2 separate regions of the Mus musculus genome follow, and region 1 is linked to region 2. The links are chromatin loops, found by intact Hi-C in ENCODE. Cell type or tissue: heart. All regions are shown on one strand. Each heading gives the region's core, and the rest is flanking DNA. Links, peaks and the distances in the headings are about the cores only.

What was found. Hi-C counts contacts between places; a loop is a spot of excess contacts. Peaks named below come from ENCODE experiments on the same cell type or tissue, not always from the same donor. Only the 100,000 strongest peaks of a DNase experiment are listed, where the experiment ranks them.
Region 1: a loop joins it to region 2, with 4 times the contacts of the local background. A loop is called at or near these places in 9 of 42 quality-filtered maps.

The regions. Positions count from the first base shown.
Region 1 is chr5:127,330,218-127,339,892 of GRCm38, forward strand. The region is part of intron 1 of Tmem132c (transmembrane protein 132C); the gene reads left to right. Among named protein-coding and RNA genes, the nearest start is that of Tmem132cos, 53 kb to the left of the region's middle. In heart, for the core only: no CTCF peak of the experiment used is centred there; a DNase peak (open chromatin) is centred at 5,944; H3K4me3 peaks cover 692 bases; H3K27ac peaks cover 1,412 bases.
Region 2 is chr5:127,230,935-127,240,609 of GRCm38, forward strand. No RefSeq gene overlaps it. Among named protein-coding and RNA genes, the nearest start is that of 4930548G05Rik, 5.2 kb to the left of the region's middle. In heart, for the core only: a CTCF peak has its summit at 4,559 (motif pointing right); a DNase peak (open chromatin) is centred at 4,557; H3K4me3 peaks cover 435 bases; H3K27me3 peaks cover 906 bases.

The sequences.
Region 1 (9,675 bases), core at 4,386-6,885, 100 kb after region 2:
TATGGAATAAGAACTGGTGGTATCTGCTAGAGAGAAAATGGTTGAGTTAGTCTCCATTCCTAGGCAGGTGTCTTCCTTTTGTGTGCATAGGACAGAGGGGCTGACCATCTTGTAGGCAAATGACTTCCTCTCTGTACATAGGATAGAGCAGGAGGTAGGGGATGGGGTGGGGGTAGAGGCATCTCTTAGGAAGATTGCCCATCCTTTGTGCATAGGATAAAGGAGTAGGCAGAATTCTAGGGAAATTGCCCCCCCCCCCCCCACACACACTTTGTGTATAAGTTGGAAGGCTGAAGTACATTCTAGGCTGACGGTTTCTTCTCTGGACATAGGACAGAGGAGTATGAGCTGAGCCTCTGATTACAAAAGGTGACCTCGAACCCGAGTCAGGAGCAGAGGCTGGAGTTTGTTGACTGTCAAGTTTCATTGTAAAGGCAGAGGAAAGGTTCACTCTGGAATATGGGAGAATATACCAGGGACTCACAGGGGAGCGTGTGATCTCTGGTGAGGTTCTGTCTGCTGAGGATTTGGGCAGTTGTGAACATGAGTAAAGAGGGGCTGGGTACGAACATGAGGATGCTGGCCCTGCATGAGGGATGTCCAGCTTGGCCTCCATTCTCATTGATTTGGCTTAAATCAGACAAGCAGTTAGCTTTAAAAATAAAACCCGAGGGCTGGGAAGATGTCTCAGTGGGTAAATTGCTTGCTGCACAAACATGAGGATCTGAGTTTGGGTTCCCAGCATCCACATAACAAGCTAGAGGAGGCAGCACATATCTGTAATCCCAGTGCGGAAGGATGAAGACAGGAGGAGCCCTAAGACTTGTTGGCTAGCCAGCCTACTTGTATCCGTGAGCTCCAGGTTCAGCAAGAAACCCTGTCTTAAAAAAAATAATAATAAATAGGTGAAGAACAACTGAAGAAGATACCAAATGTCAGATTCTAGCCTCCACATGCATGTATGTATACAGAAACATGTGTACACGTGGCCTTGCACATGCATGCACGTGTGCCTGCATACATATACCACATACATAGCACACACCATACACAGACACACAAATGATGCCTGAATCATGGGCTCTGGAATCTGACTTTCTAATTTGAATCTGGTTTTGTGTGTGTGTGTGTGTGTGTGTGTGTGTGTGTGTGTGTGTATACACAAAGGCTGTTATTTCTTTTTTCTTTTCCTTTTTTCTTTTCTTTTCTTTTCTTTTCTTTTCTTTTCTTTTCTTTTCTTTCTTCTTCTTCTTCTTCTTCTTCTTGTTGTTGTTGTTGTTGTTGTTGTTGTTGTTGTTGTTGTTGTTGTTTTTCGAGACAGGGTTTCTCTGTATATATACCCCTGGCTGTCCTGGAACTCACTCTGTAGACCAGGCTGGCCTCAAACTCAGAAATCTGCCTGCCTCTGCCTCCCAAGTGCTAGGATCAAAGGCGTGCGCCACCACTGCCCCACAAAGGCTGCATTTCTAAATGAGGTCATTTTACAGGTACTAGGACTTAAGACTTGGACATATCATTTATAAGGCATGATGATCCCAGGGAGTGAGACCCAGGCAACATATTGGGATGGGGTTGGGTCAGACATTGTAAGCAAGGTAACAAATGTAGCCTGGTGATGAATTTTGAGTCATCAACAGGTACAACAGCTCCAAAGAGAGCAAGGAAGAATGCTGGGCCCACTGGGTAAGGAGTGAAGGCAGGGTAGGGAGTATGGGGTGGGGAAGGAAAATGGTTTAGGGGCCAGACACACGCTGCTGGGCTCAGAGGTGGCCAGGAGCACATTGGCCTTAGGGAGTTGTGAGGAGAGGACTTCAGAGCTCTGAGTTGGGTTTGTGCTGTTTTTTTCTGGCTTCCTGTTTGGAGGAGGCTGTCTGCACAGCGTTGGCTCCGCAGCTGTTAATTGGCAGGAAGCGATAATCACGCAAGAATGGCTGAAATCATCAGTTAGGGATCTTGTTTTTTTGGAAGTAAGTGAAATCCTGAGATAGCCTGCCCTAATTATTTCCTGGCTTAAAGAAACCAGGTGCATTGAAGACATTTTTTTTTCCTCTTCTGATTTATGGAGGTCTTAGGGTCTGAGTTTTGAAAGTGCTGAGGGAATGAAGTTCTGGGTGTCGTCCTAGGAATACAAAACTTTTCTATATATCTCACGATAAAAATCTCTTCGATTAGCTTATCTAAATTCTGACAAGTTAAAATGTGTCCTAGATTTTTTTTTGTTGTTTCTGTAGGTACCAGTTTAAATATTTCATTACGTCTATTGGGGGGGGGGTGTATGTGTGTTCTCATGCATGCACACATGTGCGTGTGTATTCCTGGCACAGGTGGAGAGCAGAGGACAAGTTTCAGGAATCATCTTCTGCCATCTGGGATTGAACTCAGGTCATAGGGCTAGGCTGCAGACCCCTTTACCCACTGAACCTTCTCTCTGGCCCTTCAACTTTAAATGTCAAAGAATTATGTAATATTTACTACTACTGCCAAAGAGAATGGATGAACCACAGGCTGAGAGAGGTATGGAGGGTCTCCTGTCTTAAAAGACCGTTCTTCCTCCCTGGCCTTCTGTATTAGTCAGGGTTCTCTAGAGTCACAGAACTTATGGGTGGTCTCTGTATAGTAAAGGAATTTGTTGATGACTTACAGTCTGCAGTCCAACTCCCAAAAGTGGTCAGCAGCAGCTGTGAATGGAAGTCCAAGGATCTAGCAGTTGCTCAGTCCCACAAGGCAAGCAGTTGAAGGAGTGAGAGACTTCCTTCTTCCAATGTCCTTATGTAGGTCTCCAGCAGAAGGTGTGGCCCAGATGCCACCACACCATTAATCCCAGATGACATTGAACTTGGAGATCTCCCTATCTTAATCTTCTGGAATTCATAGCCACCATGCCTCAAGATCTTCATACCAAGATCCAGGTCAGAAACTTGTATCTCCCAGCCTCCAGATTAGCATCACTAGTGAGCCTTCCAATTCTGGATTGTAGTTCATTCCAGATATAGTCAAGTTGAGAACCAGGAATAGCCACTACACCTTCTACCTGTTGAACTCCTCTTCATGTGCACTGGCTTTTACATGGTGCTCCAACATGGACCCCAGGCCTGCCAATGTGTATTGGCATTCAGCTGTAGAAACCACTTTCTCCTTTCTCTCTTGTGGGAGAGACCTGTTGGACCCACAGAACTAAAGGAGCATCCTACCATTCTTCACAGCATTCCCGAGGATGATGGCCCAAGGAGATAACAGGCTAGGCTTTTGCTTTTAGTACTACCCACCTACCACAAGGGACATGATTCCACTGGGCTGTGGGTGGATGTTCTTCAGAGACGCGACTTGGTAGATGGAGGTGAGACACCTGTAACGTTTGTTGGAAAGAGGGATGGAATGAAGCGGAGTTTCACGGGGTAGGAGGGAAACACACAGGGTACTCTCTGCATTACAAAATTATAATTTTGGTCAGAAGAGGTGTGTGTGTGTGTGTGTGTGTAGGTAGGTAGGTAGGTAGATAGGTGTGTTTGTGTCTTGACTAGGTGTGTAAATGCACAGCTACCTTAATCATGATGAAGATGCTTCAAGCTATGGGATACACGTAAATAGTTTAAAAGCTATAAACCTAGGATCCATGAATCTCTCCTAACTATTGCAGCTGGGGCAGAGAACAGACAGCTCATCCCCCCACCCCCACCCCGCTCAGAAATTTTTTATCAGTTTTTTTAAAAAGATTTATTTATTTTTATTCCACATATATGAGAGTCTTGCTGGCATTTATATCTGGGCACACATGTGTGCCTGATATTCATGGAGGTCAAAGAGGACATCAGAACCCAGCAACTTACTGTTATAGTCTCTGTAAGGTTTTCTCAGATGACCATTTTGAAATTACATCAACCCTCCGCCCCTCTGGTTTGACCTCTTCTTCCAACACAGGGAAAGTTCCAGAAAGACAAGTGTGTTTTTCTCTTTGTTTGCTCTTCTTCTATTTCTAGAGTGGTACCTGGTGCACAGTGGGTCCCTGGGGACTCTACAGAGGCCTGAGTGGCAGGCCTCTTGGTCCATGTCACCAGCATGGGAAGATAATGAAAATATACATAAAGCCACAGCACAGAATGTTAAAAACCTGAAAATCTCTCTGTTTCATTTCCCGGTGCTTCTGTATTTTACCCACAATGCCTTGGGTGTCATCATACACAGGACATGTGGCACAGGTGGTCATATAGTGATAAAATTGTAGTGTTTGGATGGGTCGCCCATCTTTTCCAGTGCAGACACACCGGTAAAGAACATGACTGTGGTTATTCATGCCCGTGGTTCCCCGACATCCACATGAATGATGACTTAGTATAAACAGAGTCATCACTCCAAGAGAAATGGAGTCAAGTTCCTGTCACCCTGTGACAGCCATTTTCCCCGGTAGACACAACTGAAGGGAGGAAGATTTGTTTGGGTTTTGACAGGGTGGAGTCCATCATGGCAGAAAAGGCACGGTGACAGGAACAGGGGGCTGCCTGCTCACAGTTTGGCTGATCAGAAGAGGGAGCTCAGACCAGACATGGGGTGAACCCATTGTGACTCTCAAGCCCCACTTCTGTGCCTCTGCATCTTCCGGCTGAATCCTGTCCGTGTCTTAAAGGTTTCAGGATCACTCAAAACAGTGCTACCAGTTGGGGTGTCAAATGTTCAAACATGGGAGCCTCTGAGAAACCAAAATACACACATGGCACAATCAACTGTCGTACATACCCTATTTGTATACATATTAATGATTCTTTCTCCCATCTGTTTGGTTGTTTGTGATTGTTTTCTGGTGTTTTGAGACAGTGTCTCTTGTAACCCAGGCTGGCTGGTGACTCACTCACTTTCTTGACCTCCTGACCCTCCTGTTTCTATTTCCATATATGAAGTCACTGGAGTTACTACTTTCTATTGATTTATTCACATTGAACTTTCAGGAAAACTCTCTGAGCCTATGCCTGACCAGAGCTCATCTTCACTGCATCATTTCTGCAGGGTACACCACACCCTCCCGGCACTTAGAGGGCATGCCAATGGCTCAGAGCTGCACCTTGGTACATTTTAGACAAGAAGATTGCCCCTCCCACCAGGAAAGCACACATAGAAGCCTTGTGGCACAGTGATCACCAATAGGAGGCTGAGGCACGAAGATCACTAGTTCAAGGCTAGCCTCAGCTGCAGGGTGAGTTTTAAGGCAGCCTGGGTGACTTGGTAAGACAATTTCTCAAACTGAAATATAAGAAGAAGGGTCAGTGGTAGAGGGCCTAGTGTGTGTGTGATCCCCATAGTTCTTGGTAGGGGGAAGGGTGCAAAAGCCAAAATCCTGGCTTTAAAGTGTGTCTGAAAAGAATTGCTGGTTGTATCCAGGATGAGAGCTAAAGGAAGCAGGGGGCAAGCAGACCAGTGTTTGGCCTCAGTTGGGAACAGCACAAGTGCCTTCAGCTTTAAAATGTTCCCCTCACTGCCTTGTTGGAGAACGACCATCAAAGTCCCTTCTTGCCCCTGGAGTGTTGGTGTACTTTAGCATATAGATGGATCTAATACCTGAACCTGTAAGTGGCCCGGACAGGCTATTAGGTACAGCTCTGCTAAGCAGGGGAAGTCACCCAGGGCTGCTTCTGTTTGTGGAGAAAGCATTTAAGAATCTCATCTAAGCACTCAAAGGATTCATTTGTTCACTCTGGGTGTTCTTTTGAAAGTGCTCAAAATAATTTAATAATAATTTCTATTCCTATGTTTATTTATTTTGTTTGTTTGTGTGTGTGTGTGTGTGTGTGTGTGTGTGTGTGTGTGTGTAAAAGACAGGGCACCTTTTCTTAGTCCCCTTCTGGTAGACCCTGTGGGGAGTGCTACTCTGGCTTTGCTATCTGAAGGCCCAGTTCCCAGCAGATTCTGGAAGACAGACAGTCCACCAGTCCACGAAACTGTCCAGCTGGGAGGCTGGCCGGGGTGTTTCATACCAGGACAGCCACAAAGAGCAGCTTTGAGGGATGAGACATCTGTCAGCTTGAAATAATGCCAGAAGCAAGACACCAGCTTCAGAGAGAACGGCTCAGGAGAGCCTCCGCCCCCACCCCTGTCCCCGCCCCCCGCCCCTCCCAATCAGCCGCCAAATGTGAAGGCTTCATCCAACACACCTCTTAAAAGGGAAGGGGGTTTGTTCTTAAGATTTGAGTGACTCTGAAGGAGGGACATTCTCCAGTTTCCTCTCTTTGTCTAGTGAAGCCCTGTTGCAACACTCCTCCCTGCAAAGACACCAGTTGTTTTTGTTTTGTTTTGTGTTGTTCATTTTTAAGAGAGAGAGAGAGAGAGAGTGTGTGTGAGTTTTAGCCACCCAAATAATGCATTAATACTGTCTTGGTAAAGTGCATTCCTCGTTGCTGGGCAACCTACCATCACTCTGTAATCCTCTGAGGCTGAGCTCCACAGTCCCCCCAGACTCTTTTTTTTTTTTTTTACAGCGCTCCACACGTGTGTGTGTGTGTGTGTGTGTGTGTGTGTGTGTGTGTGTGTGTGCGCGTGCCCGTAGGAAATGCAGAGCCTTCTTCCCGATTTTATGAAGTTAAAGTTAAAGGCTTTTCCTTGAAAACTGCAGCCACTCTGGGCAAAGTCATTTTTTGCTGCTTTGTAAAATATAAGGGGATCTGAAATCTGTGTGGCTGAATACAAACCCGATGATCAGGAGACAGCATCTGCAGGGGAGGAATGGCCACTCCCAGAAGCAGCCCTCATGCCCAGGAGACCAAAGTTTTCTTTTGAGTTAATTGGAGACAACTGAAACTCCCATCCTGCCCTGTGGTTAGCGGCTACTCCGTGGCACCAGTCTGCATCAACTGCACCTTTTCCAGTTCACTTGCATGTGCATGAGTGTGTGCAGTTGTGTATGGAGGTCAGAGGTCACTGCCAGGTGACATCTGTTGCTCTCCGCCTTGTGCCTTCAAAGAGGGTCTCTCGCTACTTAGGGAGCAGCTTACTTTTTGGCTAGACTGAGAGGCTGGTCAGCCCCAGGGATCCTCTGTCTGTGCCCTTGGCGCTGGGGTTAAAGGCACACTCCATCATGCCTGGCTTTTTATGTGGCTGCTGGGAATCCAAACCCAGGTCCTTAGGCTTTCCTGGAAAGCAGTTGGTAAACCAAGCAGGCTGTCTCTCCAGTTTGCTTTTAGTTGTGGGAAGCCCTCCAGGAACTTCTAAGAACGGAGTGGCAGGCAGGCTCCTTCCCCGCCCCATTAATGATCCGGCACGCATGATCACACGCACCCTGCCATTTTGACACTCAGATGCCTCCTCCTAAGCATCCAGCAGAAGTATTGGCAGAAATAATGTCGCCAGGTGTGGTAGCACACACCTTTACTTCCAGCCCTTGAGAGGGAGAGGCAGGTGAGTCGACATGAGTTCGAGGCCAAGCCTGGTCTACCAAGTCAATTCTAGGATAGCCAGGACTACACAGAGGAGAAAGCCCATCTTAAAACAACAACAACAACAACAACAACAAAAGTTGTTAACAATATTTATATTGTTAATATTTTTCTGCTAAAATGTGTGACAGTGTTTTCACTGTCTGGGGTGTTGTGATTTGAGTGAGAAGGATTTTCCCACAGGCTCATGTGTTGGAACACTTGGTCTCAGCTGATGGCGCTGTTTGGGGGCTTCTGGGAATCTCTAAGGGGCGGAGTCCGACTGGAGGAGGTGGGTCATTAAGATCATGTGTGGGAGCCTGTTCAGCTGGCCCACTGCTTCCTGAATGTGGATAAAATGTGACCAGCCAGCCTCCTGTTCTGACCACCATGCCCTCCCTGCTTCTGCCTCTATAACTAGGGCCCAGAGTAACCCCTCTCTCCCTCAGGTTTCATTTCTCACAGTGTTTTATTGAGGCTGAAGAGATGGCACAATAGTTAAGAGCACCGCTCTTCCAGGCAACCTGGGTTCAATTCCCAGCACCCACATGGCCGCTCACAGCTATCTGTAACTCCAGTTCCAGGGAACCTGACACCCTCAAACAGACATATATACAATAATTAAAGTGAGTTCTTAAAAAAGTTTTTAAAAAAGAAAGAAACTCAAACAGGTAGTTTGTGTTTCTATATGTGTGTGTCTTCTGTACATGCACTAGTATGTATATCTGTGTGTGTTTACATGTGTACATATGTATCCACATTTGTGTCTATATATGTGTTCATTGTGAGTATATATATGTATGCCTGAACATATCTGCATTATGTCTATACATGTGTACATGTGTACATGTATGTGTATATATATATATATATATATATGCATGTGTGTGTGTATATGCAGGTATATATGCCCGTGTGCATCTGTATGTGTGTCTATACATGGCCATATGTGTGTATATGTGTATGCTATCTGCATGTGTGTTTGTATGTATATATGTATGCCTGCACATGTACATTACTTTGTGCAATTGTGTGCATATGTAGCTGTGTGTATATATCTATGTACATGAGTTGTATATGTCTGTATGCCGTTGTTTGTTTATGTGTGTACTCATAAGCATGGTGTATGTGTACATACCTGTATCTATATGTATATATGTATCTGTATACATGTCATTGTGTGTCTTTTGTAGCTATTTATCCATGTGTGTGTGAGTATTGTGTTTACTTAGGTACATGTAGGTTCATTTTGCTGGCTACTTGCTGGTCATTTTTTTTTTCTATAGCAGTGAAATTAAGTAAAACTGAAACACATCTAGTACCAGGGCTCCAAGCCAGGCCCTCAGAAGGAATTCCCCAGCAGTTTCCCATGGTGCAGAGCCTCCCAGTTGACTGCGAAGAATCCAGTCAGATAAAGGCAGGTCAGATTAATGACACAAAGGCCCCCTGTGCCCACAATCACCTTAGCATTCCTCAGTTCAAAAGGAATTTCTCTCTCCAGCCACAGGGGGTTTCTGTTCCCCGCCTTGCTTTTGTGGAGTTTAGTTAGTCCCTCCCATGTGTGTATCCTTGGCTTGCTTGAATGAGTTTTTCCAGGAGGAAAAATCGCCCATAAAGACATAATTAAGGCAGGAAGGACTCAGGCGCCCAGGGAGAGAGAAAGCTAAGCCATGTTCCCGTTTTTCACCATTTGCATAGTTCTGCTGTGCTTCAAGCATCCTTGGATTTCAGTCTTCCCCTCACTAAGCAATGCTCCCCACCCCCATAGCGACATGTGTGGATTAGCTGAGGGGCTGTATCTCCTGAGCCATGAAGAGTATCAACCGGAATGCTTGCTTGGTTGACATGCTCTGGCCAGACTGTAGAACCAAAGCGTGATTTCAGCTAAGCTGCTCAGTTGAAAAGAAACAACCAAAACAAACACAAACAGGCATTACCCTACAGAATGAGTGGAGGCCGGCAGAGGCACAAACTCAGCTGCCACTCCTAAAGCTCAAATCGGACTTTTTTCCTTTTTGAAGGATAGAGAGTGAGTGTGTTGTATTTTCCTCTCTGGTGCTGTGGCGAATACCACACAACCAAAAACAACTTAGAGAAGGCACAGGTTTATTTTAGCTCATATATCACAGCCCATTACAGTGGGAAGTCAGGGCAGGAGCTTAAGGAGCAACTTGAGGCAGGAACCTTGGTGGGTACAGAGACTCTATGTCCATCTGCATTCCAGTGATGAGCTCTGTATTAGTCACTCACTTTGTGTGTGTCCAAAATCTAGCCTCAG
Region 2 (9,675 bases), core at 3,508-6,007:
GGAATGAAGCCAATTCACCACAGGCTAGACCATCTGAAATCACAATAACCCTTTCCTATGCCATGGTACTTCTGTTAGGTCACAGAAACCCCAGTGTGAATGATAACCCCAACATGGGCTGTATGCATTCTTAAACAGAGGAAGTGAAACCCCTGTCTCTTGGCCCATTCTCTTTTTCCCTTGGAGAAGAGGGAAGACACCATTCTCTTGGATTCTGGACTCAGCTGCTGGCTCCACCCACCCATAGCTGGCTCCACCCACCTATATTAGCTGGCTCCACCCACCTATTCTAGACTTAGTTTTCCTGCTGCTTCGCTCTGCACATCTGAATTCAAAAGGCCAACTCGCTCAGCAAATTGCAGCATCTTGCTCTCTGCGTTTGCCAGCAGGACGCTTAACGAGGTCAGACAGGTAATGCGATTTCCGTGCGCTCGTGAGCCGTCTGAGCAAAACGGTCCTTGATCAGATTTCTATTTCATGAAGTACCTCAGCATATTGACCCAATGGGAACTTCCCTTTTCATGGGAGCAAGGACTTTTCCACTCCGGTTTGGTTTGTGTAATGGAGTGGAGAGCTTTTGTCTTGAGACAGAGCCCAGCGCTGGGTACCTTGCATGCTTGCTTTGCCTCTCGTCTCTGTACGGTTGGAAAGGACTGAATCACAGTTCGGCTCTGTAACTCATAGGGAAAGGAAGCTGTGTGTATAATGTAACCCTAAAACCAAACCCCCGGGACGGAGCCTGTTCCCTCATTCAGAACGTTGTCTATTAAACGTTATTAGTGATTGTCCTAAAAGAGATAGGAGCTGGGCTCACACCCCTGATTACATAGTCATGTACACAAAGCCCACCTTTAATCAGGGGAAGATCGCAAAACGCTAGAGACCATAGCTAAGGGCACCTTAAAGGATGCTCTATTCACCCGGTTACAAGGCCACACCAACTGAGCAGATGGATGACCTGATGGGACCCAGAGAAGATAAGAAATTGGAGACTGAACTCGGAGCCCCACACAGCTGAGCAAGCTGGCTGGTGCCTGCAGTTCTGATGACTGATTTGTGGCACAGGCTGACCCTGTGGAGTTGGCAATCCCGGGCCACTTGGACAGACATCCAAGGCTCTGCTGGGTCATTTCTCTTTCATGGTGGTGTCTAGATGTGGTGTAACAGTGCAAATGAGTTGGAATTTGAGACCTGTCCGCTATATCAAACTTTCGCTCAAGAGTACCTCAGGAAAGGACAGACAGACACACAGACACACAGACACACAAACCCAGCATCCATATAGCTGCATAACAGACCAAGGCTCACTGTGCCAACTCAGCTGTGTGCTCTGAGGCAAGAGGCTGCCAGTCTCTGAACCTCAGTTTTATCATCTGCACAATGGGACAGGACAGTGCACCTGCAGGTGGGTAAAGTCTACTGTGTCCTTAAAGTGTGTAAACAGGCTCTCTCTTCTTCTCCCCTCATCTCTGTCTAGATTCCTGCCATGACAAGTAGTCTCAGGGAAGCCTGACACTCTAATCCCTGATCTACCTATAAACAGAACCCTGGGAGGTCAGATAACAGCAAGTGGGCAATGCAATTCCTTCCAAGCCCAAAGCTCTGAGTTCAATCCCCGGGGCCCACAGGGTGGAGAAAGAGGACACATTTTTGCAAGTTGTCCTCTAACCTCCCCGGTACACTGTGTGACACACACTCACCTACAATAAATAACAAAAGCATTAGTTTCTTCTTTCCTTTTTTAAGAAAAGAAACATGCATTAGTTTCTTCTTTCCTTTTTTAAGAAAAGAAACATTTTGGCTGAACCATAGGAAACTAGGCATAAAGGAACTACCTCACCACAATTCTCAGGGGCGGGGGTGGCGGGGTGGAAGGGGTGGTTATAACTTTGGATGTTTTGTTGTTTTCTAAGCTTTGTTGACTTTCTGTTTGGGGGAATTGTTTTTCTGTTTTGTTTTGTTTTTAATAATTTCCCCCTCTTCTGTTTTCTCCCCTTCTTTCTGTTTTCTGTAAATGTCCTACTGTCTTCTCAGGGTGAGCTCTATTTCAAGGATTTTAGGTCTTGCCTTTCTGCCATAAAATATTAAAAATTGCAAGTTCCTTTCCTGACAGGTTTTACTCCACAACACCTTCTACAGGTGCCATTGTCTGGATCCGTCGTCCTGCACTTTAAAATCATGTCTACATTCCCTTGGGACTGTAAGTTAGTTAAAAGTTAACTGATTTCCAAACTCTCTGCTCTTGCAAGATATTATTATGAGTTTCTTGGGGTAGGGAGGGGTTGGCAGGTAGCACGTCCTAAACCATGTGGAGCCTTTTAAATCACTGTTTGTGTGCTCGCTGAATGCTGGTTCAGCAGTTAAGAGCACTAACTGCTGCTCCAAAGGTCCTGAGTTCAATTTCCAGCAACTACATGGTGGCTCACAACTATCTATAGTGGAATCCAATATGCTCTTCTGGTGTGTCTGAAGACAGCTACAATGTACTCATATAAATAAAATAAATAAATCTTTAAAAATAAATAAGTCTTTTTCTTAAAAAAAGATGCTCACCATTGTTTTTTTGTTTTGTTTTGTTTTTAAAAAAGAGGTTGCCATGTGTGCTTACAAACAACTTGTGTTTCTTGGCTCTTCTAGGTGGCGTTTTCTGATTATCAATTGAATGAAAGTATTTGATAATAGCATACAAATCATTGTGTCTGCTCACACAGAGGTAGACAGAAATGATTAAGATATAGGTGATATGTATTGATACATAGAGAGATGATATGTAAAGTATAGATGGGAAATAGATGATTTATAGATGACAGATAGATACACATATGTTGATATATAAATATGGTGAGACATGATAGATGGATGGATAGATAAATAGGCAATGGATGATAGACATATGGGAGAGAACTATTATTTTCATTACTGGTGGTGAGGGTTTGAATTCTCCAGCAGGAATTTTACAATGTTCCCATCTTAATTTTGTTCTATTTTTGTTTGATGTGGTTTGAGCCTTTGTTGCTGAGTTCGTGTATATTTGTGATATTATATAATCCCCTCCACTTGACACTTTTCACATTATACAACAATATAAGTCTTTTAAAATTGTTTATTTTGTATTTTGAGTGAGTGTCTGTGCACCAGATACATGTAGTACTTGTAAAGGCCAGAAGAGAAGGTAGAATCCTCTGGAACTGGAGTTGTAGACATCTGTGAGCCACCAAGTGGGTGCTAGAAATTGAACCTGGGTCCTCTGTAAGAGCAACAAATGCTCTTAACCACTGAGCCATCTCTCCAGCCCCTTGACAGATCTTTGTACCTGGTTATATTTCCTTTGTTTAGTCTATTTTATCTGCTACCAAAATAGTCATTCCAGAGACTCAGTATTTTTATATGCAGCAGAATAGCATTCATTTTCTTTTCCAATTTTTTAGTACAATTTATTTGAGTTATGAAAAGTCTTGTGGGTTTTGGATATCGTCAACCCAGCTTTCATGCCCTTTAGCTACACGTCCTGGGATCTTCCCCATGCAAATTGAACCGTGAATCATTCAAGGACTTGTAAAAAGTCTATCCAGGAATTCATTTGTCTTCCCGCTGTTTCTTTGTTCAAATTCTTCCTTATGTTTTGGGGACTTTAATTGATGCCAAACTCTGTCCCTGGCCCTTTAAGCCTTAAAGGGTTGGCTTCTGCTCTTCTCCCTTCCTGGGACCTGCAGCAGCTGGTTGCTAGGAGAAAGGTACTGATGACAAGAGGCCAACTCCCTCTGTGCCTCTTCCTTCTTCCAAGTGTCAGCTCCCATCTATAGGTGGCTGCCTGCTTTATATTTCATGCAGTATTCATTGGTGTTTCCTGGCTAGGTCCAGGAAAGTGCTCGTTTATGCTCACCAGAATATGCACCTTCCCTGGTCACCGCTCTTTGTTCGTTCTCCCCCTGTGGCCATTCTCCCCCTGTGGCTACACAGTTCAGTCTGTTATCAAGCTGGGCTCCTCCTGAGTCTCTCACAAGCACTTCTAGGAAGCCGGGAGGTGGGCTTTGCTTATCCTCCGACGCCCCCTTCTGGTTCATTTTTCTCCATCTCTCCCTCAGCATTCAGGGTCTCAACCTATGTGCTTATTGTTTTTGCTTCAGACAGAACCTGGCCTAATACTATAGCATGGGAACGGAGCCCATCACTAAATAGAAAGACCACAGAAACAATCCTTGGTCCCTGCTTGTATTATGAGCCAACAGACTACGAAAGAAACCCCATTCCCTCCTCGTTCTCTTGCCTTGCTCCTGGTCCAGCTATCCTGAACCTTGATCTCTATACCGGGGTTACCGTAGTAACCACTGTCTCCTAAAGCGTTTTAGGGATGGGCCTCCCCAAGGCCCTCTTATTGAGTCCGACATAAAGGGCCAGTGACGCTCAGAACTGCCTCTCAGGGACAAAGTTTGGTACTACTGAACTGGGAGACCCCTCTCTGAAGTGTCACTCTGCGCAGACCCAGAAATCTGAACCTTTTCTGTGATCCACCCCCACCCCACCCCCTTGCCTGCAGCTAACGGCAGTCATTGCCACTAGGGGGCGCTGCTGACCCTGGAACTGTCTGCGGGCTGGCTGGGTTTCGATCTGAACTATTCCTCACACGAATTAAGGGCAATTGCATTGCCTTGTTCCAGCTGTCAAAACAGCACGACTTTAGTGGGGTTCCTTCGAAGCTCAATCTTTTAAACAGGCTACCAGAGTCTTGCGGGACATTAAGAGCGATATCGTAGCTCTAACTAAAGCTTACAGGTTCTTTGAGTCGAAGAAATGTGGTTGCAAGTAGCTTGCCCTAGGCCACGGGTTACACGTGTCCCTTATAAATCTACGGTTGACGAGCGACGTCATAACCCAGTTGCCTTCATTGCCTGCTGGGAGGGGAGCTGACAGATTATAATTGTGCTGTGTAATGTCGTATCGGTGGCTATGTTTGAACTGATTTTTTCCCCAATAAATATTCAAAACGTAGGTTTTTATGAGTTGTGAGTGTTCCGTTGAGAAACAAAAGCAAAGCCATCAGAAAACAGAGCGAAATCGGTGTCACAGTAAACCTTGGGGGTCTCGGCACTGAAGCCTGAAGAGTTAGTGCAGACTTTGCTTGGATTATGAAATGGAGTGCATCTAATATGTCCGGAGTCATAACCACCTCTCTCCCTCCCTCCCTCCCTTCCTCCCTCCTTCCTTCCCTCCCTCTTTCCCAGCCTCCAACTTGCACCCTCCTTCCAACACATCTTCCTTTCAACTCCATGTCCTTCTTTTTATATTTTTACAGCCCATGAAGTTCAATTTGTGCCCTCTATGTACATGGGGGCTGAATCACTCTCCCTATTTCAGAAGACACCAGCCGCCATTAACTCCTCCACTCCGGGTCAGTACTGGCAACCTCCTCTCTCAGTGCTGGAATTTCTAACTGGTTTTATCCAGATCACTCTTTATATGCCTTGCTCTCCCAGGGGGGCTCCCTGCAGGCAAGGGCCTTGATCATCATAATCACTCAAGAGTTACTTAAGAAATAATAGACGACCAGTCATAAACAGTCATTCCTGCCTGCAGAATCCCATGATCCCTTGGACCAGGGCTATAGCTAGGTGAATGTCACTCCACACACATCCGTGGCAGGTGTCTGGGCTGAAATGGGTTACACTATGGTGCAGTAAACAGGTAATCCTCAAATCCTGCTGACTTCCAAGTCCAGACGTCTGTCCCTCTTCCCATGTTTTAGGTTCCTCAGTGTTTAGCAGGAAACTGTTCTTTGGGGTTCCTCAGGAACCTGATGCTGGGATAGCTAGTGACTTGACCAGTCCTGTCCAAACACTGGGCCCACTATGCACTGGGTAAGTACTCTGAGCTGACTTCATCAAAAACAGTCCAGTCTCCTGTTTCTGAGAAGACGTCACGTGATCGGTTTGCTCAGTGTGGTGGCTTATTAAAAAGCAGAAAAGAGTTAGCTCTGATGAAACTTCTGGAAACTGTGGTTCGGATAATGGGAAGGTAACTAAGTAGGTAAGGAGCTAGATAAAGAAATTATTAATCAAAGGACCTGTTCCCCGGACCACCCCACCCTACCTGGAGGCTTTTGAGAAATGCAGGGAAGAGGCCAGCAGACCTTCAGCTCCACAGAGCGAGAATCAACGTCTTAAGAAGGCCCCAGTGGAATGTGAAGAACAATGGCTGAGGACAGTTTAGTTAGTGAAGGAGTCCTCTAGCCAGAGTGCTCCGGTTAGAATCCCAGCTCTGACATTTTGCAGCTTCCGGACACTGGACAAAAATCCCTCCGTTCTCCATCCGTTATCTGAAAGGATTCACTGTAAAGTTAATCGTGTCCAAATACTTCTGAACAAGAGATGGTGAAGCTGGTAAGGATGGTGGTGGTGGTGATGACGGTGATGCAGAAAATGCACTTAAAGAAATGCATCATCGTTCATCTTTGTAAACTAATCTCGAGTGTACCGACCTGCTTCCTATAGTAAATGAACATCAGTCTCTCTTGAATCAAGGGGCGAGCAGAGTATTAGCTCTGTACATTTTATGGGATAAGGCAAGAAGAGAAGTGATGTATCCAACAGGCATATATGGGACATTGGGGAAGGGTAGAGAGAGGAATCTGGTGTGTTCACAGGTGGGAGCTATGTACACCTTACACCTCACTGGAGAAGCCAAGCCCACATTCCCATCAAGAGATAGTCAGCTATTTAGAGACCGAGTTAGCATGAGGGTCTGGGAGTCTGTCAGTAACACTGTCATAGAATAATCATGTTTTAATGTTGGAAAAAGAACTCTCTAAGTAGTGAAAGGAATTGCACAAAGACCCCCCACCTGTCTCAAATAAGTTCTCTAACAAGAGTCTTCTGGTTCACCCCGGGTGCTTGCAGAATTATCATCACCATCAGCAATGCTCACTAAATGAGCTAAAGACAAAGCATTTCCTTCTCAGATTCATCATCAGTAAAACGGACACTTAATCCATAGGTCCAGGCCTGATTCTTTTGGAGATAGTGGCCTGCCCTGCACACACAGCTTCTAGCAGGGCTGGGAATACAGAGCTGAGCAGGCTGGAGAAACGTCAGAGAGAAGAATCATCCAGTAAACAGGGAAATGAGCCAGGGGGCACCACTAAGTGCCCAGAGGGTGGTCCCTAAATAGTTGTGTCCTTACTGTGTGGTCCAAGGTAGGGCTTCTTCTGTCACTCAGGGAGGGAGGGAGGGAGGGAGGGAGGGAGGGAGGGAGAGGAGAGGGAGAAGGTCCTAGTTTTATGTTCCAGCCTCTGCATCCCTCCTCCTCAGCCTAGAGCTTGCTTCATGGAGACAAGTTATCAGACTTGGTATCAACTAAGTGGTGTTGTAACTCACAGCAGGGGACATCAAATGTTTAGAAAACTGATCTTACATTTCATTTGTGATGCTTGAGGTACATCCGTGTGGTGTATGTGTGGAGGTCAGAGGATACCTGGCCTGTGAGAGTCGGATCTATCCTTCTGCTGTGTTGTCCTGAGGCTTGAACTCAGGTCCTAGGGCTAGCCTTTCACTAGCAGAACCAACTCTCTGAATGGAAAGTTGATTTTCACAGCAATGGTGTAACCTTCTCTATGAGCCTGTTTCCTAATCGGCGGCCTGTGCTGCTAGAATTTCCCCCCAACTCCATACAGAGAAACCTCAGATACACGGATGCTCAAGACGCTCTCACAATAGCACAGATCTATCAATTGTTCCCTCCTCCCTTCTGCATCCCACTGTGAGTCAGTCCTCCCCAGACACATCCAGTCCTCCCCAGATAAATCCAGTGGTTCTCACCACACCCCCTGGCATCCTCGGCTGCCCCTGGGGCCACACTCTACCCAGGCCTGGCCTTGTTTCTCACTGTGGATTTTCCTAAAAGTCCTCTGCTTGCCTACCTCCATTCATCATCATGAAACCTGTCCCCTCCCCCACAACTGCACTTTCCCTGAAGGCTGTACTGAAAGTCAACAACTCCTAACAGACTGCCTTAGTCATCCTCCCTAGAGCTCCTGTCTACCACAGGAGAAAAGATCCGAGTTTAGGACCGTCATTGCTGTGACAAAATACTTGACCGAAGGAAGTTAAGAGAGAAAAAGGGTTATCCTGGCTCACAGTTTTAAGGAATACAGTTCATCGTGGTGGAGCCAGGGAGGCATGGCAGCAGGAGCGTGAGGCAGCTGGTAACATTGTATCCACAGTCAGGAAGCAGAGAGAGATGGATGCTGGTGCTCAGCTCACTATTTCCTTTTTATTCAGTCTGAGATACCACCCCACAGGATGGTATTGCCCACATTCAAGGTGGGTCTTCCCTCCACAGGTAAAGCAATTTAGAAACCCTCTCATAGACATACCAGAGGCTTGTTTCCATGAGAGTCTAAATTCCAACCAGCTGTCAATCAAGGATAACCATCAGGGGACCTTGGTCTAGTCTACTCTCAGAACCCTCTAAGAAACTGGCTGGTAACTGGAAACTGTTTGCTGAATGGCTGAATGACATGTGGAATTCTAAGGGTCATTGCGATGTGTCTGCGAACATGAGCCTAACATGTCTTTTATTTTTCTTCCTTCCTTGTTTTCTGTGTCAACCAATAAGCACCAAGAGTCAAGACCCTGTTTGTTTTGCAAGCTGACCACGGCTGCTTTTACGAGGCCAATCTATAGCCATTCTTGTCTTACCCTCAGTAACACTGGCTCATTTAATGTATAGCATAGCAATACAGAGACATACACCCTGCCTGGAAGCAGACAGCACAAGCTGCTCTAAGCCGCACCAACAAGCTCCATACCCCGTCCATTTAAGATTTCAGCATGAACAAAACAAATCTAAAAAGTGGCCTCTTCCACTTAGAAGCCCTGGGCACATGTGGAGGCCTCCTGCCAATAACTCTGCCCTCCTATAAATCATATTAATTGTCTCCATGTGCCCGCAGCCTATGGGGAGTTTCGCAATACCCTTTGAGGAGATTAGTGGTCTCTGGTGTCGCTTATGAGACTCAGGCGAGCATCTGGAAGCAATTTCAGTTAAAGAATTAATGATTTTGAGGTTCAATAATACAGGACTTTAAAAAAATAAATAAATACAGGAAACTTTGTTAGCCAGGGGGGAACCTGCGGGTTTCCCAAGATAAAGGGACCAAGGATCCTCTCTCCCATGTGTTTGTTGGATTTAAGTCACGTGGCAGATTAAAGGAAGTCTTAAAGCGGAGCTTGCAAAAGGAAAACTCTCTTTACTTAGGTCTCCTTCTGTTTGTTCTGGAGGCATCAGGAAGGGAGATGTATCTAAGGTTCAAGAGATTGGAGGACATGACAGTAGGTGCCCATATGGTGATTCAGGGTGTAGATGTGGAGGTGAGAACCCCTTGGGGTTTTAAATTCTTGTTCCTATTATTGAACGGGAGATAGTGGATGAAACAAACTCCATCCCTCAGTCTGAAATAACGGGCTGTTGCACATCTCCTTTGCTAAATATTTGAGTTTTTTTTAAAAAGTCATTCTCTAGAGACTTCCAGACTTAAAAAACAAAAAACAAACAAACAAATGATTAAGTCTGCCTTCCCCTCTTGGGGCTCATGTGACTTCGTTATTGCTTCCTAAGGATGTGTCTACCGTGGCTTAGTGAGCTGAACAGTAGGGCCTGCATCACCTAAATATAAAGTGG